Regions from separate parts of the Mus musculus genome. Here region 2 is linked to region 1. Evidence: chromatin contacts called from ENCODE POLR2A ChIA-PET data. All regions are on one chromosome and are shown on one strand. Each heading gives the region's core, a stretch centred on a gene start or an enhancer-like site at or near the end of the contact. The rest is flanking DNA. Distances are from core to core; before and after follow the strand shown. Region 1 holds the start of A330069E16Rik (RIKEN cDNA A330069E16 gene). Region 2 holds the start of Ckap5 (cytoskeleton associated protein 5).

The links. ChIA-PET counts read pairs that join two places held with the same protein, here RNA polymerase II (POLR2A).
Region 2: POLR2A ChIA-PET joins it to region 1 with 10 read pairs in embryonic stem cell. The contact joins the promoter of Ckap5 here to the promoter of A330069E16Rik in region 1. POLR2A ChIA-PET finds 5 or more read pairs at or near these places in 3 of 5 experiments (Patski and embryonic stem cell).

The regions. Positions count from the first base shown.
Region 1 is chr2:91,234,003-91,239,033 of GRCm38, forward strand. It overlaps A330069E16Rik (RIKEN cDNA A330069E16 gene), which reads left to right and starts at 3,144. Exons shown (of 2, transcript NR_015464.1): 1 at 3,144-3,399; 2 at 3,720-4,355. Ddb2 (damage specific DNA binding protein 2) reads right to left here and starts at 3,064. Exons shown (of 10, transcript NM_028119.5): 1 at 2,688-3,064; 2 at 813-949; 3 at 106-297. The coding sequence starts at 2,814.
Region 2 is chr2:91,524,600-91,529,630 of GRCm38, forward strand. Ckap5 (cytoskeleton associated protein 5) reads left to right here and starts at 2,163. Exons shown (of 44, transcript NM_001165989.2): 1 at 2,163-2,251. It also overlaps the pseudogene Gm13770.

The DNA of each region.
Region 1 (5,031 bases), core at 1,894-4,393:
GTTACTTTTGTTCTCAACCACCTTGCTACAGGATATCAACATTCCTTCCATTCCTCCAAAAAACAAGTTTTATAGCATAACCATCTGGCACATATAGCCACTTACCCCTTTAAGGAAGATAGGTTTGTCCTTGATGCCAAAGTTCCAGATCATAATATCTCCCCCTTTGGAGCCCACAGCCAGGGTACTGGGATGAGTCGGGTGCCATGCCAAGGACGTAGTCCTCCTGTCAAAGGGGGCAGCTTTTCGGAATACCTGGTAAGAAGCTAGAGAGTGCAAAAAGGACTTCTGCAGACCCTAATACAGAGAAAATAGAATTAATCTGGATTCACTGAATTAAAACTCATGTCCTGAGCTGACAGTGATGCATGCCTTTAACTCCAGTACTCAGGAGGTAGAGGCAGGTGGATTTCTGTGAGACTGAAGCCAGCCAGGTCTACATACAGAGGACCAGGCCAGCTAAGGCTACACAGTGAGATTGTGTCTCAAAACATAAATAAAAATTAAACGCAAGTCCTGGATAAACTGTCAATGTCTGGCCCCTTTATATACAGGCAATAAGTCTTCACTGGCCTTGTGCATCAACTATCTGCAATGTAAGTGAACTAATCCTGGAAAGCAAGAGGGAGAACGCATGTTGTGGCTAGAAGTCTACAGAGTAAAACCTTTTCTCTTTGACTCAGTGTACAGTAGGTCAATCATCATACCTGGGGGTGACCTGATGATCCTGAACCAATTTATCATCTAGTGAGAAAGAGCAATAGTTGAAAAGCTATGTGACCTTTGAGCACGTCAGACAGGAAACATCTCACCTGCTGTAGTGATGACCAGGTGGCTTTGCCCAACTTATGCTGGTAAAGATCCCTGACAATGCTGCTACTCCGTGAAGGGATCTGCAGGCTGGACAACTCTGCCAGAAGGCAGCACGACTCACATGTCCTGCTAGAAACTACCAAAGAAGAATACAAACATTTTCCTCTCCCAAATCTCAGGAAAGGTTCCCCCTGAAAACCCTTTGTCTCATCATCTCCTTAAAAGCCTTTCTCTGCAGTTGAGTCTCACTCAACCCAAGAGAGAAATAAAAAACCCTTTTCCAAAACACTCCTCCAAACAGAAATTCTGAAGTGAAACTAAATATAACCTCACAGGGTTCCTTAGAGCTTTGCCAGAGAGATACACAATTGTGGACACTGAAGACTTTTCTTGTGTGGGATCACAAATAAGTAGGAGTTGAGGGACAATCTTTTTTGTTGTTGTTGTTGTTTTTGGTTGTTTGTTTGTTTTTATTTTTCAAGATAGGGTTTCTCTGTGTAGCCCTGGCTGTCCTGGAACTCACTTTGTAGACCAGGCTGGCCTCGAACTCAGAAATTCGCCTGCCTCTGCCTCCCGAGTGCTGGGATTAAAGGCGTGTGCCACCACGCCCGTTTGTTTTTTTTTTTTTTTTTTTTTTTTGAGGGACAATCTTAAAGATCACAAAATAACATCAGGGCTGGTGAGATGGCTCAGCTGTGGTTAAGAGCACTAACTGCTCTTCCAGAGGTCCTGAGTTCAATTTCCAGCAACTACATGGTGGCTCACAACCATCGGAAATGGGATCCGATGCCCTCTTCTGGTGTATCTGAAGACAGCTACAGTGGACTCATACATTAAATAAAATAAATCTTAAAAAAATAAAATAAGAGCTATCCAAATACAGTGGTGTATAACTGTAATCCTAGCACTCAGAAGCTGCAGCATACTTGGATTGGAGGCCAGCCTGGGCTATAGAGCAAGACTCTGTATTTAAAGAAATACTAAATAATGTCATGAGCAACCATTACTTGAGTGGAAACCAGAAGAATGCAGTAAGGTTTAGAAAAGTTCCAAATTGATTAGGTGGCTTCAAGGAAGAGAGGTAAATCAGAGTATAATAAAAATAAGCCGGGAATGGTGGCACACGCCTTTATTCCCAGCACTTGGGAGACAGAGGCAGGCGGATTTCTGAGTTCTGAGGACAGCCAGGGCTACACAGAAAAACCCTGTCTCGAAAAACTAAATAAATAAATAAATAAATAAACAAACAAACAAATAAATAAAACAACTCTGAATTACCAAGCCCTTCTGGTGGACCCAATCTATAAGTCCTTTTTTTCTCTTGACAACTTTCCTTTCTTTTCATGGCTAAAACCACTCTTATCAATTTATCACATTCCTTATAGCCCCAGGTTCAAGTCCTGGTAAACCTCTGAGAATGCGCTTTCTGAAGAAAGGAGGGAGGGAATTTCAGACTCTCAGAGCTAACATAACCGAGAGGCTATGAAAGGGAGGATTACTTTGAAACAGTAGATGTGTAAAACTTCTGGAACAAGGAAAGTGGGGACTGTGGCTTTTACGGTGATGGCACTCATCTGACTCTTTCTGTCACCTGGGGTAGAGGTGGGGGGGCTGTTCAACTTAAAACTCTCTGCTGTCAATGAACTGGCCAATAAAACCAGTCGGCAGCGTGTGGCTCAGTGGCAGCCCACTTGCTGAGAGAACTGGAGGCCTGGGTTCGAACCCTCGATCTCCCAAATAAAATCACAGCCTGAGGCGACAGAAGCCAAGAACTGCTTCAGAAGCCCAGGCACAAGCACCCACCACCCCAGCTTCAGCCTCTGGCGCGAGCACCCTGAACCCCCGGAAAGCTAAGGCAGCAGCACAGGCCGTACCGGGACCCTGCACACGCAGCTTCTTGGCTTCGGGCTCCAGCTCCTGAGGACCTCTGCGACTTTTGCTCCTGAGGAGCACCGCAACGTCGGGGGACTTCTGGGTTTCTGGGCATTTCTTGGGAGCCATGACGTACTCGGTGAAGAGATATCAAGCTCTGTGGCAAAATAACGAAGCAAGGAGTGGAAAAGCCTCCGTGGAGAAAACAGGAAGGGACTACGTATGAGGCAGCGCCGTCGCAGGTAGCGCAGCTAAGACACCTTCGCGCCAAACGCTCCTCCGGGCTGCTTTACTTTTAGCCCCGCCCCGTCCCCTCAGGGCTGTCCCGCCCCTTGGAACTGCCCCGCCCCCTCGGGATTGCCACAGTAGGGGGCTGTCTTGCCCCCGGAACTGCCCCGGACTGCCCCAACCCCTCGGGCACGGCCCGCCCCCGGCCGCTCCTCCTCTTCCGGAGTAACGTGTGCAGCTCACAGGGAGGGTTTTTTATTTTAACTCCCTAGGAGCTGGGCCTTGGCTTGTGCTGGATCTGAAGAAAGCCGATTATTTGAACCTGAGGAGGGAGCGCTGGCCGTAAACCCTGCATGCTGGAGGCGGAGCCAGGCGGCGTTTCAGGCCAGCCTGGTGTACACGTTCCAGCAATCCGGTGACCTACGCAGAGAAACCCTGTCTCGAAGAACAACAAAGAGAGAGAGAGAGAGACAGAGACAGATAAAAGTAGGTAGTTTATGTCTTAAAAAGAGCAAAGATTCAAGTGTGGCTAAATATTTCTCATTTCCCCCATTAATAATAGGTGTCTCTAGGGCTGGAGAGATGGCTCAGTGGTTAAGAGCACTGACTGCTCTTCCAGAGGTCCTGAGTTCAATTCCCAGCAACCACAAGGTGGCTCACAACCATCTGTATTGGGATCTGATGCCCTCTTCTGGTGTTTCTGAAATGACAGTGTATTAAATAAATAAATCTTAAAAAAAAAAAAAAAGTGCCTCTGATTACCCAATCACAGCCTTAGCATTTGATTCTTTCCTCTCGCTTTACAGATGAATGTATTTTACCTCATACTATAGAAAAGAGCTGTATCTATGGTGGCAGGCTCTGTGTAATTCCCAACACTGAGGAGGCTGAGGCATGAAGAGTTTGCCTGGACTACACTGATATCTTGTAAGGATCAGATAAGAGTGAGAAAATCTGGGGCTGGAGCGATGGCTCAGCGGTTAAGAGCACTGACTGCTTTTCCAAAGGTCCTGAGTTCACATCTCAGCAACGACATGGTGGCTCACAACCATCTGTAATGAGATCTGACTCCCTCTTCTGGAGTGTCTGAAGACAGCTACAGTGTAATTATTTATAATAATAAATAAATCTTTAAAAAAGAAAAAGAGTGAGAAAATCTGGCATGCTATTGCACAGCAAGGTGACAGCAGACAATGGGTTTGCTGTATATTTTCTAAAGGTAGAAAGGTTTTGAATGTTTTCACCACAAACGATATCTGAGAAGATGTGCCTAACCCAATTTAAAGAATACAATATGTGTGTGTCAAAAGTAATGTATTCCTTATGAAGATGATACTTACATAAACATATGTAAAATTTATATGTTTTAATGTAGTTTAATTTTATTTTAAATTAAAATGATGCTCTAGAAGAAAATAAAAAGCTGAACCCAGCACCAATAATGGGGATGTCCTAAGATGTGCTTAAATTAAGAATTGTAGCTTAGTGGCTGGAGAGATGGTTTAATGGCTAAGAGAGCTTGCTGCTTTTTCAGAGGACCTGAATTCTGTTCCCAGTACCCAGGCAGGTGGCTCACAAATACCTATATGTAACTCCAGCTCCAGAAGACCAGACACCCTTTTCTGGACTCTGCAGGCAGATGCAGCCATATATACACATAAGCACATAAAGAAACATGTATACACATAAGTAAAAAAAAAAAAATTACAAGCTGGTCAGTGGTGGAATATGCCTTTAATTCCAGCACTTAGGAGGCAGAAGTAGGTCTAGTCTGCAGCGCTAGTTCCAGGACAGCAAAGGCTACAGAGAAACACTGTCTGGAAAACCTAAATAAGTAAATAAATAGCCAAGGCTGCAGAGAAACCCTGGGAAAACAAAACAAAGAAATAAGTAAACCCAGCAGTGGTGGCGCATGCCTTTAATCTCAGCACTTGGGAGGCAGAGGCAGGCGGATTTCTGAGTTCAAGGCCAGCCTGGTCTACAGAGTGAGTTCCAGGACAGCCAGGGCTACACAGAGAAACCCTGTCTCGAAAAACAAACAAACAAAACAACAACAACAACAACAAAAAAGAATCCTAAAAAAGTTGTAAGATATTAACTAGGAAGATTATGAGGGAA
Region 2 (5,031 bases), core at 913-3,412, 290 kb after region 1:
CAATACCACTTAAGACTTAATCTAGTCTTCCAGCTTCTTTCGTAAGCCTACTTAGATGATTCCATTTAAACATCTCGTTGGTACCTGAGAGTAAACAAGCTTAAAACTGGCCTCTCCTCCCTTCCCGTGAGACAGGCCTCTCCTGATTTTCCACTTCCATTTGGGCAGTAACAGCCCTCCCAGGCTCTGGGCTCTAATCCTGACTCTTTCTTGGACTCATTTTTCAAAATAGGGCCCACCTCTGCTGTGATGGCTGTTCCTGGTTGTCAACTTGACTACATCTGGAATGAACCACATTGCAGAAATGGGAGGACATATTTGCGATCCAGATCTTGAGGTTGGAAGACACAGGCTTCTGACCTGTATCTTGACATGAAGATCTTGAGGCATAATGGCCATGAAAAGCTGAGGCCCAGGCAAGGTAGTACACCCCTTTAATCCCAGGGGACTGGGACTCTGGAGAACTCTGACTAATACACAAGTTGGTACCTAGAGTGCAGTGTTCTATGGACATCCCATAATTTATATGGCCATGTGATTTCCAGATTTCTGTTTCTAATATCCCAGTGGCTCAGTAACATTCTTACACTTTTTGTATATGTGCATAATAAATGCCTCTTAGTAGCATTACTGAGCTAGAGAATCTGTAGATCTCAAAATTGTCCTCCTAGAAATTTGCACTCAAATTTAACAGTGAGGTTGAGCATTTGTGTCTCCAAATCTTTGTTCTGAGACAACATCCTACAGCCCCGGCTGGCTTCCAATGCACTACATAGCTGAGGCTTGCCTCAAATCCCATACTCTTGCCTCTACCCCTAGAGTGCTAAAATTACAGGTGAGACCCACCATACTCACATCTTTCTTCTCTAACTCTTGGGTGTTTGTTTCTTTGTTTCTTAGGTTGGTTTTGGTTTTTCAAGATAAGGTTTCTCTGTGTAGCCCTGTGTAGTCCTGGAACTTGCTTTGTAGACCAGGCTGGCCTTGAAATCAAAGATCGGTCTGTCTCTGCCTTGTTATATTAAATCCTCACATTAAATTTGTAAAAAAAAAAAATCATTGTTATACACGTGTCTGTAATCCCAGTACTTGGAAGGTGTAGGTAGAATGATGCTACAAATTTGAGGCATCCTGGTCTATGTGCCAGTTCCAGGTTAGCTTGGACTACAGAGTGGAACCTTGTCTCAAAGACTAAAACAGTGCAGGCAAGATGGCTTAATGGGTAGAGGTGTTTGCTGTCAAGTCTGGGGACCTGAATTTGAGTTCCTGAAGCCATATTGTGGAAGGAGAGGACTGGTGCTTAGCAAGTTGTCCTTGAACTTCCTTGTACCACACCCCATAGTGCACATAAATGAAATGTAGTAAAATAGATTTTTGACAATCATATTTCATCAAATGAATCCTCTCCTTTTCATAAGCACAAGCATTTGTGAAGTAAATCTTGTAGTTCATAAAGGCCATTCCTAGACTCTCAGCTTGTTGTACTAAATCCTTACATTAAATTTGATTTTTTGTTTGTTTGTTTGGTTGGTTTGTTTTTTGAGGTAGGATTTTTCTGGCTGTCCTGGAACTGGCTCTGTAGACCAGGTTGGCCTCAAATTCAGAGATTTGTTTGCCTCAGATGGGATCAAAGGCGTGTGCCACCACGGTCTTTAATTTAAACTTGTAAGGAAATTTAAACATTTACATTAAATTTGTAAGGAAAACATAATTATCCCATTTCCTACACAAAGAAACAGAGGTCCAGATCAACTGAGAAAAGTGATTTGTTCAAAAGAAGTCCAAGACTACAATTTAGCATTCGAGGCTCCTTCCACTACATCTCAGTTGCCTCTTGCTTTCCTCTCAGCACAGAATGATTGCAAGCTCTCCAAAAAAAAAAAAAAAAAAAAAAAAAGGTGTGGGAGGGAGATGTTGACAGCAGTTTAAACATCAGTAGGTAAAGGCAACGTGATCATGACTGGAAATGCAGAGTTTTCCACACACCTTTCGCTCTTCTATCAGAAGCCTTGGTAGCCATTCCTCCAGCCACTGGGTGACAAGCACCTGACCCGCAGCCCTGGGAAACACAGCTGCGCGCGTTCCCTTTAAGGCCGCAGGCGGCGCGTGCCCACAGCTCTTTCAAACGGACCAATAAAGGGGCGATAGGCGGTTCTCCGAGGACCAATGAACAACGAGGACACTGCGGGGTGTGCGGCGGCCCAAGCGGTTTTAAACGGCTTAGAGCAGGCCCCTCGGTTCTGACCCGGCAGAGGTGAGTGGGCAGTGGGTCTCACCTGCCGGCCTGGACCCTGGGGACCCGGCGTCGCGCGCGCTAGAGGACCCACGGCCGCGGGCGGGGCCCCCGCGGACGCGCGCCTCCGCGTTCTCGCGAACCCGGCAGGTCTGAGGCGGCGGAGCGGGGCGGAGGCCTGGGAGCCCGCGGCTGGCAGGGCGGGGGGCGTGGGCGCTCGCTTGTGTTGGTGACCCGGGCTGGGGGTTCAGGTGAGCAGAGCACGCGGCGGGGGAGCTGCTGCAGCTTCGGAGGTTCGCTGGCGGCCCCGGGCCGCGCCTGAAGGCTGAGCTGTCCGAGGCCGGGGCGGGGGCCCTGCCGGCAGGCCCTTGGTGGAGGAGTGCGCCTCGCGGAATTGTTAAATGAATGAACAAGAGCACGGGAGGGCTGTGGTGGGTGTGAAGGGCCTAGTTGTCTCCTCCGAGCCGGGACCAGAGCCTGGTGCCTGGGCCTGCCTCCATCCCTGCGTCCACTACCTGTGATGATTTTGTAAGGATGCTGTTCATTCGCCGCCCCGCCCTTGGTTTTCTCCCTCAGAAAGTGTCAGCAGAGTTCAGGGATTTTGCAGCTCTGAAGGTTTCCGGCACCAGTACAATAGCCAGCAGGGTAGGTGAGCCAGGCCTTGCCGCTAGGTGAATGAGATTCTCACTTTTTAGCGCTTAGCAAATCCTTGTTGAGAGAGCTGCCCAAAGTCGTGGTAATTGCTATGCAAGATTGAATGCATCCCATTTTGTTTCTTGCGGAGGGCAGGATGAAAGAGATGTTGCCAGAGAGGCTGCTGTGTGTAAAAGAATATATTCTTGTTGATGAATCTTAACAATGAGTTTCTGATTCAGCACCAGTAGAGGTTTTTGCAGAACTTGTCCCAAATTTATGCATGACTCTTAATTCTCCTAGGAACCAAGGCATTAAATCTTGGCCCAGATAGGATGCTTGTATTACATTATGCATAATTATAGAACTGGAAACTCATTTTTAGAAAGGTGAAATATTTTTTCTCCATTTTCATCACCCTGAAAACATCTTCTGTGACCTAAAGAGCGAGAATATAAATCAAGTTAATGGTCATTTGAGACTTTTCTAAAGTGACTGGTCAAGTACGATTTAATAAAGAGAAAATCAAAATCAACTTTTTTTTTTCCAATATAAGTTAAATCACTGTAGTAAGCCTGTAATGAAAAAATTGTACACAAAACTTTTACTTTTTTTTTTTACCTGGGGCTGGAGAGAGGACTCAGTATTTAGGGGGCAATGGTTGCTTTTCAAAGGAGTTGGGTCTAGTCCCAGCAGCCACAACCGTTTGTAACTTCAGGACCATGGGGACTGATGCCCACTTCTGGCATCCATGGGTGCTGCATATACGTGATACACACACACACACACACACACACACACACATACACACTGGCAAAACACCTATACATATACATATTTTTAAGGACCTTTTGTTTATTTTTGTGAGTGGGTGCATATGCTTGGTGTCAGGCAAATTGCCTGACGTCTATCGTGTGGGTCTGGGGACCAAACCTTAGTTGTCAGGCTTGGCAGAAAACACCCTTACCATTTAACCCTCCTCTCTGGTCCCAACATTTTTACATACGTTTTTAATGCTGTTCACATAAGGAGGTGGCAAGCAAAGGTATTCCATTACAATATGCCATATACTTTCCTCTCTTTTAAAGTTTGGATTATCAATTTTGAGTTATGTGGGCTGGTGTGTGGTAATTCAGCAGCAGCAGTTCAGTTTGGAAAGAGCAATTAAAAATAATTAACTTCTTTAACAATAGCTTTGGATAGTGTTAAAATATTTTTTCCCAAGATTTATGAGTATTCGTTCTGTATATGTATGTGTAGCATGGATGTGCTTGTCCCCACAGACTTCCTTCAGAAGAAGGCATTGGATTCCCTGGAACTGGAGTCACAGATGCTTATAAGCAGACATGTGGGTGCTGGGAACCAAACTTGGGTCCTCTGCAAGAGCAACAAGTGTACTTAAGTCTGAGCTGTTTCTCCAGTTCCCAGTGGTTAAAAATCTTGATGAAGATGAAAACTTGCAAGGCATGATGGTTCACACCTCTAATTTTAATATGTGGGAGACTGAAGCAGGAAGATGGCTGTGAGCATGAGACTAGCCTGGGCTACATAGTTAGTTCCTGGCCAAAATAGATTGCAGAGTGAGACTGTCTCAAAAAACAGCACAAACCTAACAAGAGCAAATGAAAACTTTATAATTTAGTAAAGCCAGGCTGTCTAGTGCCTGGGAGATTGATGGCTGTTGGATATTAAACATTATACTAGATTCAAGGAACACATTTGTGAGCCTGGGGAAAAAAGCGCCTGAGGGAGTTTAACATATTTATCTTTTGAACAATTTACAATAGTACATTACAGTTTCTATAATCTCTCTAGCTTAGCCTGGGGCCTTGAACAAAGTAAGATTCTTAAATATGTTTACTACCAGTAGCTAATTATGATGGTTTGTATATGCTTGGCCCAGGGAATGACACTATTAGGAGGTGTGGCCTTGGTGGAGTAGGTGTTTTACTGGAGACATGGGCTTTAAGACCCTCATCCTAGCTGCCTGGAAGCCAGTCTTTTCCTAGTGGCCTTCAGATGAAGATGTAGAACTCTCAGCTCCTCCTGCACCTTGCTTGCCTGGACGCTGCCATGTTCCCACCTTGATGATAATTGACTGAGCCTCTGAGCCTGTAAGCTAGCACCAATTAAATGTTGGCCTTATAAGAGTTGCCTTGGTCATGGTA